Linked DNA regions of Homo sapiens: region 2 is linked to region 1. Evidence: chromatin loops called from intact Hi-C (ENCODE). Cell type or tissue: CD14-positive monocyte. All regions are shown on one strand. Each heading gives the region's core, and the rest is flanking DNA. Links, peaks and the distances in the headings are about the cores only.

Region 1 (7,112 bases), core at 3,113-7,112:
AATAGAAACTTAGTTCAAACTGGTTTAAGGGAAAAAAAATGATTGGCTCAAATATCTGGGCGGTCTAGGTCTGCAGCTTGCTTCAGGCATAGCTGGATCCAGGGACTTGTCTGACATTTTCAGAACTTTGTGTCTTTCTGACCCTTTTTGTCCCTTTGTGGGAAGTGTTGCCCAAGGAGCCCCTGCGGGGATTGGGAGGAAGTAGGGGGTTAGGAGGAAGTGGAGTGATGTGGGTGATTATGGTGGGGGGCAAGGAGACCCTCTTGGGCATCCCCAGGCCCAGGGCATTTTGGCCCTGAGCCCAGGTGCAGTCTGGATTTGTTGTAGCTTTCTGAGGGCACATCTTGGGTCATCTCTTGGGAGCCTCCCTGTGGCCCTGCTTCTGCAGGGTTGGATGCCCTTGCTGTACCTTAGGCTGAGGACAGCCTGACCCCTCTCTCCTGCTGCTCTGTGAAAGCCGAAGGTGCTCTGTGGTTTTGGGATAGAGCAGGAAGGAGAAGGACGAGGAGTGGGCACTGGCAGGTGACTCACCGGGACGGGTGGCACATGCTGACTCCAGGGCAGGTCCCGGCTGGGGATGAGATTCCCCTTTGTGGAAAACATGGGTGGAGGGGGTGGTACGCAGGCAGCATGAGGCCTGCGTGGCTCCACGTGGCTCTGGGTCCCGGGCCGACCAGCTCTGTGTTCACAGGACACTCTCCCATTCTCCAGGGAGCACTTCCTTTCTGAGCTCTGTCTCTTTCTCCTGTCCTCAGCTCCTCCAGGCCCAGCTGTCAGCGTAGGGGTCTCTGGGTGCCGTGGACTCTTCTGGTCTCTTTGCTTCTGGGCTGTCAAACTGCTTCTCTCCAGGGCAGGTTTCCAGGATCCAGAGTCTAGGAAAGGAATGAAAGGGAGCAAGTCCAGGGCGCAGCCCTGGAAGTCCCTCATCTTCCCTCTGGAGGGAAGCGCAGCTCGGCCCTGGGAGAGCCTGGGTAGGTCTGATCAGGGGAGGTGCCCTCTGCTCCCTGTACCTGCCCAGAGTGGCAGGAATTAGCCTGATATATGAAGGAGACAATTATATGAAGAGTCTTGAGTACCAGGCAGAGGAATGGGGTCTGACTTCTATAGTGAATGGGGAGCCATGGGAAGTTCTTGAGCAGGGGAGGGACATGAGCAGATTCCTGTCTTAGGTCCTAAGAGAAGGCACCTTAGAGAATGGGGCTGGCAGGGAAAGAGAGGAGCAAGCAGGGCCAGTGAGGGGGGTGATGGGTCAGGGTGGGAGATGGAAGCTTGAGAAGCAGTGTGGAGAGTGAGGGAGGCGGCCCAGGAAGAACCCACAGGCCTTGGTTCTGTCTGGGGTTAAAGAGAGGCAGGGAGATGTGGAATCTGGGCGTTCGTTCATCCTTAGCCCTGGTGCTTCCCGCAGGGGTTGGGCAGGTCCTGCAGGCAGCTGCCTGCTGGATCTTCCTGTGGGCCTCAGGGTGGCCCTTGTGGGGCAGGATGTGGTGCCTGCCAAAGGTGCTTTATGAATGGAGCCGGGGAAGGCTGCTGACTCAGCAGGCAGTAAGGCTTTGAGGCCGGAAGCGTCTGGAAAGGAAGTGGCTGCTCAGGGCTTCCCCACTGTAGACAGCTGGGAGAGAAGGGGGGCTGGCCAGGATGCACATGGTTTGGCTGAGGGACTCCCTTGGCCCAGCTGCTGGGGGTGTGTGTGTGTAGGAGTGGAGGGTGGCGGGGGGCGGGTGTGCCTGGCTGGGATTGGAAGGATTGAGGCTGGGCGCCTGGAATGGAATTGAGGCTAGCAGCTGTTGATGAGGTTTGCTCCGTGGAAGGGTGGAAAGGTGTAGCAGAATTGGACTCTTTTTGGCTGTGCTGACTGGCAAATTACTTGACATTAACAAAGTCACTTATCTGGGCTTTAATTTTTTTTTTTTTTTTTTTGAGACAGAGTCTTGCAGTATCGCCCAGACTGGAGTACAGTGGCGCGATTTCCACTCACTACAACCTCCGCCTCCTGGGTTCAAGCAATTCTCCTGCCTCAGCCTCCTGAGTAGCTGGTATTACAGGCCTGAGCCACCACGCCCAGCTAATGTTTATATTTTTAGTAGACACAGGGTTTCACCATGTTGGTCAGGCTGGTCTCAAACTCCTGACCTCGTGATCCACCCACCTCGGCCTCCCAAAGTGCTGGGATTACAGGCATGAGCCACCACACCCAGCCATGGGCTTTAATTTTTTAAAGTCCTGCAAAAATAGGACCAAGTGTTACAGCCTATCTCCCAGGGTATTAGGAGGACGTGAAATCATTTCTATTCTTGTTGATCAGTGTTGGTTGGCATAGATGTGGCTTGATCAGGACATGGCACAAATGTTTAGGCAGCAGCTGTGGGACTCAGGGACAAGGTGTGTGCAGCCTGGAGGGTGGCTGGGATTGGGAGCAGGGCTGGATTTAGGGATGTCTGCCCTTCTCATCCCCAGCTCAGGCCTGACCTGCAGCCACAGACTTGCCTCTTACTCAGTCCTGACTCCAGCCTTGAGGTCATCCCCAAGTCCTTGCCTCTTCCACTTCTGATCTGTCTTGGTCACTCAATACAGATGTGTTAAGCTAGCAAATGTTCTCTCTCTGCATTCCCACACTCATACACCTAGTCGCCTCCTAAAACTCTGTCCTAGAAGCTTCTTTGCAAATACTGCTGATTTCACACAAGCTATACTGAACCCTTCCATTTTCTCTGCCTCAGTGAATGCTCCACCCTGTCACTGAGGCTCAAAACCACGGCCAACCTGACTGCTCTTTCTCTCTACCCAAGTCCTCAGATACTGTCACTTTTACCCAGACATGCTTTGTCTCCTGTCTGGCCCTTCATTTATTCCACCACTATACCTTCCTACAGGGATGGCTATATTAGCCTCTTTTTTTATTTTTATTTTTTGAGATCGAGTCTGGCTCTGTCACCCAGTCTGGAGTGCAGTGGTGCAATCTTGGCTTACTGCAACCTCTGCCTCCTGGGTTCTAGCAATTCTCCTGCCTCACCCTCCCAAGTAGCTGGGATTACAGGTGCCCACCACCATGCCCAGCTAATTATTTGTATTTTTAGTAGAGATGGGGTTTCACCATGTTGTTCAAACCGGTCACAAACTCCTGACTTCAAGTGATTCGCCTGCCTCAGCCTCCCAAAGTGCTGGGATTACAGGCATGAGCCACTGCACTCAGCCTGAAATAGCCTCTTAACTGGCCTCTCCCTTGCCCTGATACAATCCAGTCTATGCTGAGGAGCTAGAGTGGGTTTTAAACATTGTTACCTAGATTATGTGTGATTAAAATGCTCCCCAGTGATTCCCATTACTCATAGAAAAACCCAAATTCCTCACTGGTCTCTCAAAGCCCTGCTTGATCTGGCTGAAACATACCCTCCCATCAGATAGCGGGTGGAGGTGCTGTCAGATTAATCTTCATGAAGCTCAGCTCTGACCGTGTATTTCCCTTATTCAGGAAGCTTCAGTGGCTCTCAACTGCCTTTAGGATACATTTCACACCTGTCAGCCCATCTCTAAGTCTGGCCCCCACAGGAGCTCCTGCTCTGCCCTACCAGCTACTGTCTGCCAAATTGATCTGCACACATCCTAGCCCCAGAGCAAGCCAACCTTGCCTTCACTTGCCGCCTTGCCTCCTCTTCCTTATATTTGGATACTAACATCTTAGCTGAAAGGGTGGATCCCAGCTGCCCCCTACCCCATCTTCCCTGTCAGGCCTCCCCAGGGACTCCCTGCCAAGCATCTGTCACCAAGATTCCTCAGCAGGGGGCCCGGTGGGATATGGGAATGAGGACCTCCCAGTGGGCAGTTGCAGCCTTCCCCACTCTGGTCCAGGAGAGATGAGGCAAGAGATGGTCTGGGGAGAACCTTTGGAGACAAAGGCCTTGCGTCCTCTTTCTCCCAGGCAGGGGCAGCCTTCCACCACGGGGAGCCCAGCTGTCAGCCGCCTCACAGGAAGATGCTGCGTCGGCGGGGCAGCCCTGGCATGGGTGTGCATGTGGGTGCAGCCCTGGGAGCACTGTGGTTCTGCCTCACAGGTGAGGGTAGCAGCATGGGGACGGGAGGGGAGGGACAGTGATTGTGGCAGTTGGGGAGGGGGTGCCCACGCCTGTTAGGGGTCCTGCCAAGCCAGCTCTGGCTAGCAGGGCCATACCTTACTTCCACCTGTGGGATCCAGTAGGCAACTCACGTTACTGTTCTTAGCCTCCATTTCCTTGTCTGTAAAATGGGAACATGAGTGCTAAATGAGATCGTGCTATTTCTTGAATACACTGTGTGCGCCCCCTCCCAGGACCTTTCCACTTGCTCTTTCCTCTGCCTGGAACTTTCTGCCCCTAAACGTCTGCATGACTGGATCCCATATTTTGTGGAGGTCTTTGCTCAATGTCACCTCCTCTCAAGGCTCTCCTAGCTCCCTTGTATAAAATAGCACACCTCCGCTCCTCCCTCCCTATCCCTGGCCTCCCTGCGTTATTCTGCCTAGATTCGCCCCCACCTGGCGTTTGCTTGCTTCCTCCCTGTTCAAAGAGCAGGGTCCATCTCAGGGCCAGAGCGGCTGTTGCATAGTAGGTGCCCAATAACTGTGTAGAATAAACGATGTGACTCTCCCCACACGGTGCTTGGCACACAGGAAGCACTCAATAATAATAGCTACTTTAATAACAATATCCTCATCACATTTCAAATTCTCATCAGCATCTCTGCTCTGAGACGGCTTCCTCCGTGGGGAAGACAAAGCTGAGGGTCTGGCGCCATCTTGTGGCCATAAAGAAGTGCCTGTCTCTACCCACGGCTGCTCTGATTTCTCTAGAGCAAGAAAGGGTTTTGTCTGGGTGACTTACCAGGTTTCATTCCCCCAAATGTCCCCTCCAAGGGGCACCCTGGTTCGACTGACAGGGCATGAGAACTGGCCTGGGGCACCAGGGGTTTCAGCAAGAGATCCAAGGCTAGCTTAAGAACTTTAGAGATCTCTAGGTACTGCAAAGATTATGATACTGAGTATGATTCACAATAAAAATAATAACCATAAAGTCAATGTTATTTTTCTAAATGCAGGAAACCTTTAATGAGTGCTGTATTCAATTAGCATTGTTTCAAGGTTGATCTTCCCACATTTTGAGTGTGCCTGCTTTGCTAGTGCTCGAAGCACACAATCTAACCATTACCGGAGAATGGTAGTGCCAGGGTGGGGGGGTTCGCTTCCCCTCCTCCCCTCCTCCTCCTCCTCTTTTTTTTTTTTTGAGATGGGGTCTTGCTCTGTTGCCAAGGATGGAGTGCAGTGGCGCGATCTCGGCTCACTGCAACCTCCACCTCCCAGGTTCAAGCAATTCTCCTGCCTCAGCCTCCTGAGTAGCTGGGATTACAGGTGTGTTCCACCACCCCTGGCTATTTTTTAGTAGAGGTGGGGTTTCACCATATCTGCTAGGCTGGTCTCGAACGCCTGACCTCAGGTGATCCACCTGCCTCGGCCTCCCATGCCGGGCCTTTTCCCCTCACTTCTGACTCATCAGCAAGTCCTGTTGATTCCCTCCTAAATAAACCTTGAATCTGATCCCTCTCTTCTTCTCTACTACCACCCTTTGAAGCCACACCACCCTCACCTCTTACAGGGACAGCTGAAACCGCCCCTAACTGGCCTCCCCCTTGCCCTGCCACAGTCCAGTCTCCACAGAGGAGCTAGAGTGAGTTTTAAGCATTGCTACTCAGATTATGCGTGATTAAAACACTCCCCAGTGATTCCCATTACTCATAGAAAAAGTTAGATTCCTCACTGGTCTCTTCAAGTCATCTTTGGTCTGGGTGGGACATGCCCTCCCATCAGATGTGTCTGCCACACTGGACGCTCCCCGATATTTTCACACAGCAAGGCCAGTCTTGCCTCAGGGCCTTCCACCTGCTGTTTCCTCTACGGGGTTCTCTGTATGTCAGCTCTTTTTCATTCCCTATAAATTTCAGCTTAATTGCTTTAAAGAGCATGTGCCTCACCACCATATTTAAAGGTACGGGTATTCTTTCTTGTATAAAAACAAATCGTGTTTCGTTAGGAAAAGAAAAAAAAAGAAAAAAAGAAAAAGCACTTGTGATTCTCTCTCCTCCAGAGAAACCACTATTGACATTTTTGGTGGATACTTTTTTGGACTCCCCAATTTATAACATTACTTACGCTCATGGGGAAATGCACATGGTGCAGGCAGGTGTAAAGTACCTGCCAGATTTTTGAAAAGCTGTTGCTTTACTTACTAACCTGCTGGCTCCTTTTCCTCACATACCTTAGTCACATGCTGACGAGAATCTGTGTGCCCATTTGTCTCTCTCTCCCATTAAAATGTAAGTTCTGTGGGGATGTGACCGTAGTATTGCTCTCTGTTGCATTTCTGACTTTTATGCTTGGCACCTGTAGGTGCTGACTATATTCTTGACTGAATGAGGTCCTAAGACAATAAATTACTTTGGGTCTCAGGCCTAAAAGGAGGGGTGGACAGGGCCTGGGGTTAGCAGGGGCAGGGAGCGGGACTAGGGAGGCCCACCCCTCCTCAGTCCCCCTTATATGTTCTCCACTCCCCCTACCCCCAGGAGCCCTGGAGGTCCAGGTCCCTGAAGACCCAGTGGTGGCACTGGTGGGCACCGATGCCACCCTGTGCTGCTCCTTCTCCCCTGAGCCTGGCTTCAGCCTGGCACAGCTCAACCTCATCTGGCAGCTGACAGATACCAAACAGCTGGTGCACAGCTTTGCTGAGGGCCAGGACCAGGGCAGCGCCTATGCCAACCGCACGGCCCTCTTCCCGGACCTGCTGGCACAGGGCAACGCATCCCTGAGGCTGCAGCGCGTGCGTGTGGCGGACGAGGGCAGCTTCACCTGCTTCGTGAGCATCCGGGATTTCGGCAGCGCTGCCGTCAGCCTGCAGGTGGCCGGTGAGCACCAGGAGGGGGACGCCTTCCCCTTAGTTCACCCTCCATTCCCCCTGCAGCCCACCCCCTGCTGCACCACTGCTCCCAGAACCCCAGTGCTGATTCCTGTACTCAGCCCCATGCATCCTTTTCGTCCTCTGCCATTGCCCTGCCCTTGACCCCTGCCCTCTGTCACCTCCAGCTCCCTACTC
Region 2 (7,863 bases), core at 2,309-6,308, 400 kb before region 1:
ATATTCTTCATTAATTGAAAATTAATTTTCATCCTCAGTTTTAAACGGCAAGCCTAGTAACTTCCCATATATTCAACATATTATTTTTCCACCATTTGAAACTTGCCTATTAATAGTTATTATGTTACTGATAGAACTGAGTTTTGCTGGTCTGGGGAATAAGGGAATTTCAAGTGAGTTCCATTTTAAAAGAACCTCAAAACTTTATGCTGGAAATTTGGGTTTCCAGTAATATCCCCATTCTTTTAAGTTTTTTGTTTTTCTTTGGTTTCTTTGTTTGTTTTTGAGACAGAGCCTCAGTCTGTTGCCCAGGCTGGAGTGCAGTGGTGCGATCTCGGCTCACTGTAACCTCCACCTCCTGGGTTCAAGCGATTCTCCTGCCTCAGCCTCCCAAGTAGCTGGGATTACAGGCACACACCACCACACCCAGCTGATTTTTGTATTCTTAGTAGAGACAGGGTTTCCCCATGTTGGCCAGGCTGGTCTCAAACTCCTGACCTCAAGTGATCCGCCTGCATTGGCCTCCCAAAGTGCTGAAATTACAGGCGTGAGCTACCGCGCCCGGTCCCCATTCTTTCAAGTTTTCATCAATCATAAACATACCCAAAACATCAAATGAAGCTTTATTAAGGGGTGCCTAATAATTTCCAACATTAGCTACTCCCAAAGCTATTACCTGATTTGGAGAATGCTGCTTGAACTCACATCTAAATTTGGCCTTCCAGGCTGAGCAGTGTGGCTCATGCCTGTAATTCTAGCACTTTGGGTGGCTGAGGCAGGAGGATCGCTTGAGCCCATGAGTTTGTGACCAGCCTGGGCAACAAGGCAAGATCCCGTCTCTACTAAATATTAAATATATATATATATATATGTAAAAATTTGGCCTTTCTACTATCTCCCTCCAAATCCCAATTTGGAGTTCTGCATTTAGGAAAGACGGTTTCCAAGATGGACAGTTACTCCAGCCAGCTGCATGGAGAGCCAAAGTCTGCCTTACAGACATAGTCTCAAATAGAACAGAGGACCAGAAAGCAGCCTCCACACCTGCTCTTAGAAAGGAGGTTTTGTGCCCAACCCTGTTTCTCCATCTTTAAGGCCAAGGAATCTCACATGCTAGGATGTGGTCCTGCCTGAGTGGATGGCAGGCACCTTCCAATCAAATCAGCCCCTTCCTCCTTCCTCCTGGGTTTGGGGATTGGAGAGAAGCATGGCAGCTCCTACCCAGCCCTCTCCCTTGTGATCTAGTATTGGTAAGCATTCCCTGCTCTACGGACCTAGGCAGAAAGTGAAGAGAGGGGGAAAGAATAATTTGCATTACTGAGAGAGGCCATGCTTTGATGACTAGTTGGATAATAGAAGGTAAAACTAAAGTGATAGACTTACTGAAGACTGATTTGAAATATAGAGCAAGTATCCAGAAATGATCAAAGTTCTTTTTCACGATTGTACTTTGCTAAGCTCCTGTGTCTCTGGAGCTCAGAGTGTTGCCACAGCTTGGTATATATGGGCTAAGCAGGGCCAGTCTCTGCTCTAAGGAGCATTCACTATGTCACCACCACTTGACATTGGAAAAGCACTTTCCTCTTGTCCAATCACTTGGCCAGTGTGAACTCTGTGTGTCTTAACTCTTTAAGAGGCAAGTCAGTCAGGAAGTAGCCCCCTTGCCAAAGCAGGAATTTTACTTACAGCATGGATTCTAAGCAGGCCAGTGATTTTGCACACTGTCAGGGAGCACCCTTCATGATAAAAGCAACGTGCCTGGGGCCCCCGGAGTTGTGCAAGGCAGCCCTGGTCTGTGGTAGCAGGCCTGGGTGCTGACTCATGTAGGCAACCCCATTTTCCTTTTTCACCTTTTGCGCCATCTCTTTGGCCCTCAGAAGCTTATATATCCAGTTACAGACCGTTGAGGCAGTCAGGAGAGGCCGGTTTGCCCAGAGCTGACCTAACATATCTGTCAGTACAGGCTGACATGGCCTGGACATGAGTCTACTGTTCTCTCTCCTCCTCCCTGCTACCCTTCCTAGCCAGCTCCTACCCTGCCCAGCTTCTCCCTGGCCCAGGATCACAGAGGGGGACCACCAGCTCCCCCGCCGTGGGGATGGCTAGCTTGAGCAAGCCTAAGAAGATCCTCAGCACACCCCTTTAAGGGGTGAGGAGTGACCTAAGCCTGGTAGGGCCAACATAGTTAGGCACACTTGGGAGGGTGTACGAGTCCCTCATCCATGGACCCAAGATCAGAGGTGCCACTCGTGACTGGTGTGGCCTGACTTCTCAGAGCCCAAGGGCACAGATTCACTGCTACTTCAGCAACAAAGGCAGGGAAATGTGTTGGATTTCTGCAGATTGCTCATGCTTTACAGTATCCCCATCTGCGGGGATACATTCCAAGACCCTCCCCCTCCCCCCGCAGTGGAGGCCTGAAGTCGCATATAGTACTGAACCCTTTATATCTGTTTTCTCCATCTGATAACCGAGACAGCTACTAAGTGACTCAAGGGCAGGTAGTGTACGCAGTCTGGATAGGCTGGACTAAGGGATGAGGCACATCCCCAGTGGAATGGCGTAAGATTTCATCATGCTACTCAGAACGGTGCAAAATGTAAAACTTATGAATTATTTATTTCTGGAATTTTTCATTTAAATTTTTGGACAGCAGTTGGCCACAGATAATTGAAATCATTGAAAGCAAAAGCATGGATAAGGGGGACTACTGTACTTGTTAAGGTTGAGGACTCCAGAAGTCAGAAGAGGCCTTCAGGCCACCTGGTACAGTCCATTGCCCTGAGCTGTGTCCCCATCCCTCTCCTCACAGGTGGGGAAGCTGGTCACCAGCTCATGCTGTTGGAAGGGTCTTCCTTATGTGGTCTCCCCGGGCCTTGGTGCTGCTTCTGCCCCACAGGGTGGGGGCAAGTGGTAGTCTGGGTGTGGAAAGGTGTGTGGTGGTCCAGAGCATGTGTGTGGAAGTCGGAAGGCAGGGATTCAGATTCCACCCTGCTAGTTCTTAACTGTGCAAATGGGCAATTTGCTTAACCTCCCAGTGCCTTCTGAGTTACTTTGAGGATCTAGTGAACTAATGAATGTAAAGCAGCTGGCATAGTGCTTGGCTTAAAGTAAGCACCCAGTAATTTACAAAGAAAAGAATCTTAATAGATAGATATTCAAGCACCGTGTTCAGCACTTTTCATACATCTCATTCAATCCTCAAAGAATTATGTGTTATTCTCCCTCTTTTGTAGATGAAGAAACTGAGACTCAGAGATATTCAGTGACTTTGTCAAATTCACCCAGCTAGTACACAAAGATTGGAGTCCAGGTCTGTCTGACTCCAGAGTCCGTGCTTTTCTACCCTGCTGTGCTGCCTTCCAGAACAACTCTGCCCCTTCTTATATTTTGAGATTGTTATCATGTTCTTCCTGAGCCTTCCCTTCTCCAGGCTAATCTACCCCCATTTCCTTCTCTGAATCAAAAATGCCCTTCATTTGGTGTGATCTGAAAGCTGTGTGCAGACCTCTGGGCTGCTCTGTTTGTTGTCCAATTCTCACTTGAGCTATGGGTTTTTTGCTGTGATGAGGCCATGCACAGTCCCTGGAGGCACGAAGGCCTGTGGCATTGGCCTCTCCTGCAGTGACCGCCAGGCCTTGTCAGCAGAGCTGGCTACTGTCAGGTACCCGGCCAGCCTTGGTGGTTAGCCATGGTTGTCTATGAAAGGCCACTGTCTAAGATTCCAGTGAGTGAAGTTTTTAATTTTCTTTTATACTTATTTATATCTTAATATCTTAGTCATCTCAGGAACCTTTACAAGTGCTTCATAATAAATAATGAGGAGAACTTTAAATCTACAAAATTGTGACCACTTAGCTGTGAGGTGAAAAACTGGAATAGCTGGTTGAGTACAAAATTGTTCGAGACTCCATTCTTATCCCTGGCAGTGGTGCTAATCCATGTTCTCTTGGACTAGCACTGATCGCAAGTGCTATTGAGCTGGTTTAGGGAACCCCTAGAAGTAGCCAAACTGTGGGACTGTCACATATTTAATGGCAAAAGAAATGCTAACATTTAGACTTTCCTGCTGTAGAATCCGTTCGAAATACCCCCAGCACTGACACCATGCCAGCCTCTTCGTCTCAAACATGCTGCACTGATCACCAGGACCCTGAAGGTGCTACCAGCTCCTCTTACTTGGCCAGCTCCCAAGAGGAAGATTCAGGCCAGAGTCTTCCCACTGCCCATGTTCGCCCTTCCCACCCATTGAAGAGCTTCGCCGTGCCAGCAATCCCGCCTCCAGGACCTCCCACCTATGATCCTGCATTGCCAAGCACACCATTACTGTCCCAGCAAGGTGAGTGAGGATGGCAGCACACCTGGAGGGAGCACACCTGGAGTGACCCTTTGGCTCAAGCTTGGGACAAAGCCACCCCTTCTTTGAAGTATAGCAAAGCAAATATCCTCCAAGCCTATCTTAGCAATTCTGTTAGCGTAGCAGTGTGCCATTGCCCCGCCCAGGAAGTTTATGGCCTCCCCTTTTCTGGGAACACTTACAAACCGGAGAATAATTTGCTGGGAACCAAGGGCTGACCTTTTGAATTGTGTTTTATGTGCAGCACCTTTGGTGGTAAGTCCAATGGCATGGGAATGGATAGCAGATCTAGTCTGCCCAGACCCCTGGAATCACCTCACTTCGTAAGGTCCCTGCAAACTAGAGAAGGGATCAGGGAGGCCAAGGCTTGGACTCATAGGGTGGTGAAAGCAGAAGTAACCTCAGAATAGGGAAAGGAATCCTGTGAAGGGAAAGTCATTTACCCAAATCCACACAGCTCAGTAACAGTCCCCTGACCTCAAAGGCATGCTTGCTTTCTGCTCTTCCAAATTGTTACCTATTCATTTGCTTTAGAATAAGCCAGTGGTTTTCAAAATTTCTGGTCTCAGTATCCCTTTATAGCTTAAAAGCTATTGAGCACCTAAAAGAGCTTTTCTTCATATGGGTTATATCTATCAATATTTACCATATTAAAATTAAAACTAAGAAATTTTTAAAGTATTTTATTCATTTAAAAAAGCAAGTATCTATCATGTTAAGATAAGTAGCATATTTTTATGAAAAACAACTATTTTCCTTTTTTTTTTTTTATTTGGGATGGAGTCTCGCTCTGTCACCCAGGCTGGAGTACAGTGGGGCAATCTCGGCTCACTGCAAGCTCCGACTCCCGGGTTCACGCCATTCTCCTGCCTTAGCCTCCCAAGCAGCTGGGACTACAGGTGCCCACCACCATGCGCAGCTAATTTTTTGTGTATTTAGTAGAGACGGGGTTTCACCACATTAGCCAGGATGGTCTTGATCTCCTGACCTCGTGATCCGCCCACCTCGGCCTCCCAAAGTGCTGGGAATATAGGCGTGAGCCACTGCGCCCAGCCGAAAAGCAACTATTTTCAAAACAAAAATATAGTGAGAAGAGTCGTTTTATTTTTTGCAGATCTCTTTAATGTCTGGCTTAATAGAAGACAGCTGGATTTTCCTATCTGCTTCTGCATTCAATCTGTTGCAATATGGTGTTTTGGTTGAAATATAAGAAGAAAATCTGGCCTAACAGATATGTAATTGGAAAAGGGAAGAGTATTTTTATAACCTTTTCAGATAATTGTGGATATTCTTTTTTGATACTACAGCAAAACTCAGCAAGTTGTAGTTTTTTAAAGGTTTGTTTGTAAAGTGAAATCTGAAACCTTATCTATGAAATATTCATACTTCATTCCATTGAAATTCATTCATCTGTCTTGCATTTAATGCATGATACTAAAATATCACACATCGGTCATTTAGAAAATATTGGTCCACTACATTATGCAAATTCTGCAAATAGTGATACATTTCATTATCCAGTATCTAAAAACATATTCATTAATATCATCAAAATGTGTAAGTATTAAGTTCTCAAGACCATGGTGGCGGATGCAAGTTTTCCAAAATCCTGATTTTTACTTAAAACTTAAATTTTATCATTGGCAAGAAACACTATCCATTGTGTTCCTTGAATTGACAGGCTCACTTTGTTCATTTTCTAAAAGATGTCTCAAGAACCAGTTTGTCTGTCTTTGAACTAACAGTGATATTCCATGATAAAAACATTCAACTCAAAACTCAAAACTATCACAAGTACCTTTATTTAAGACAGCTGTTGGCCGGGCGCGGTGGCTCACGCTTGTAATCCCAGCACTTCGGGAGGCCGAGGCGGGTAGATCACCTGAGGTCAGGAGTTCAAGACCAGCCTGGCCACCATGGTGAAACCCCGCCTCTACTAAAAATACAAAAAGTTAGCCGGGTGTGGTAGCAGACACCTGTAATCCCAGCTACTCGGGAGGCTGAGGCTGGAGAATCACTTGAACCCGGGAGGTGGAGGTTGCAGTGAGCAGAGGTTGCTCCACTGCACTCCAGCCTGGGCAACAAGGAGAGACTCCGTCTCAAAAAAAAAGACAGCTGTCATACTTTGCACACAGCTGAAGTACTTTATGCATACTTTCCATTTTGTCACATACAGTAAGGTCAAGATTTAGTAAAATAAAAAATATGTATTCCTTTATTAAGGATGGTTCTTAGTGAAACTGGCTTTTTTAAACTGCACGTGCGTGTCAGTGAATGGCTTTACAGTTTGGCACCACTGCCTTAATTTGTGCTAAGGCTCCAGCAGCTCACCCACTATTGCCTTTGTATCCTCAGTGCAAAGGCAAACACAGTGGAAAGGCAAATAATGTCTTACTATAAAGAGAGCTTTGGCCTTCCAGATATCCTGCAAGGGTTTGTGGACTACCACACTTTGAGAACCACTGGACTAGGATATTGGTTTTCTAGAGACAGTGGAATATTTTCTCTGGCCTCATGAATGCCCTGCTATCTCCCTCCTTCCCTCTTATTCCAGTAACTTTTCAGAGCAGTATCCCTGCACTGGGTCTGTATGTCTCTCTCACCCCGAAGCAGCACTTGGACCTTAGGGCCTTCATGAGGTCTAGGGGAGGCAGGCTTGGCCACATATCTGATGGTGCCCTTTCCCCTCAGCTCTGAACCATCACATTCACTCAGTGAAGACAGCCTCCATCGGGACTCTAGGAAGGAGCCGGCCTCCTATGCCAGTGGTTGTTCCCAGTGCCCCTGAAGTGCAGGAGACCACAAGGATGTTGGAAGACTCCGAGAGTGTAAGTTCGTGGGGCCATCAGTCCAGCCAGATTGCCTGGGAACATGCCCCAGGGCCTGAGACTGCTGGTCAAGCTGATAATCTGTGCATACCAGGCCCGCCACCCAGAACTATGAAGCAGATACACTCATTCATTCAGTAGATACAGTGTTGAGCATCTCTTCTGAGCCGGGAACTGTGCTGAGGACTTGGTGTGCTTTCTTTCCCATATCCACTCTTTTTTTTTTTTGAGACAGAATCTTGCTCTGTCTCCCAGGCTGGAATACAGTGGCATGATCTCGGCTCACTACAACGTCTGCGTCCTGGGTTCAAGGGATTCTCCTGCCTCAGCCTCCTGAGTAGCTGGAACTACAGGCACCCATCACCATGCCTGGCTATTGTTTTGTATTTTTAATAGAGATGGGGTTTCACTATGTTGGCCAGGCTGGTCTTGAACTCCCTACCTCAGGTGATCCACCTGCCTCAGCCTCCCAAAGTGCTGGGATAACAGGCGTGAGCCACCACGCTCGGCCCCCATATCCACTCTTGAACATCTTAAATTAGCTTTTCACACTAGCCCAGCTAATGGCCCCTTCCCCCACATCCTGCCTGCCTTTTAGTTCTGTCCCTTCTGTCATTGTTCTTTTCTTGGTTTGAACCATCCATACATTCCCTCAGTTCTACTCTGTGACCTTTCCTG

The links. A loop is a pair of places that touch in the nucleus more often than their neighbours do. Peaks named below come from ENCODE experiments on the same cell type or tissue, not always from the same donor. Only the 100,000 strongest peaks of a DNase experiment are listed, where the experiment ranks them.
Region 2: it touches region 1 in a loop (3-fold over the local background); 34 of 110 quality-filtered maps call a loop at or near these places.

The regions. Positions count from the first base shown.
Region 1 is chr15:73,695,670-73,702,781 of GRCh38, forward strand. CD276 (CD276 molecule) reads left to right here. Exons shown (of 10, transcript NM_001024736.2): 2 at 3,917-4,049; 3 at 6,586-6,924; 4 at 7,103-7,112. The coding sequence starts at 3,971. Among named protein-coding and RNA genes, the nearest start is that of CD276, 15 kb to the left of the region's middle. RefSeq lists enhancers at 424-935, 936-1,448, 1,379-1,673, 1,449-1,959, 6,337-7,058 and a silencer at 4,736-4,785. In CD14-positive monocyte, for the core only: CTCF peaks have their summits at 4,782 (motif pointing left) and 4,982; a DNase peak (open chromatin) is centred at 4,762; H3K27me3 peaks cover 648 bases.
Region 2 is chr15:73,294,273-73,302,135 of GRCh38, forward strand. It overlaps NEO1 (neogenin 1), which reads left to right. Exons shown (of 29, transcript NM_002499.4): 27 at 4,076-4,339; 28 at 7,049-7,185. It overlaps MIR12135 (microRNA 12135), which reads left to right and starts at 5,638; the gene lies at 5,638-5,707. In CD14-positive monocyte, for the core only: no CTCF peak of the experiment used is centred there; a DNase peak (open chromatin) is centred at 4,759; H3K27ac peaks cover 1,517 bases.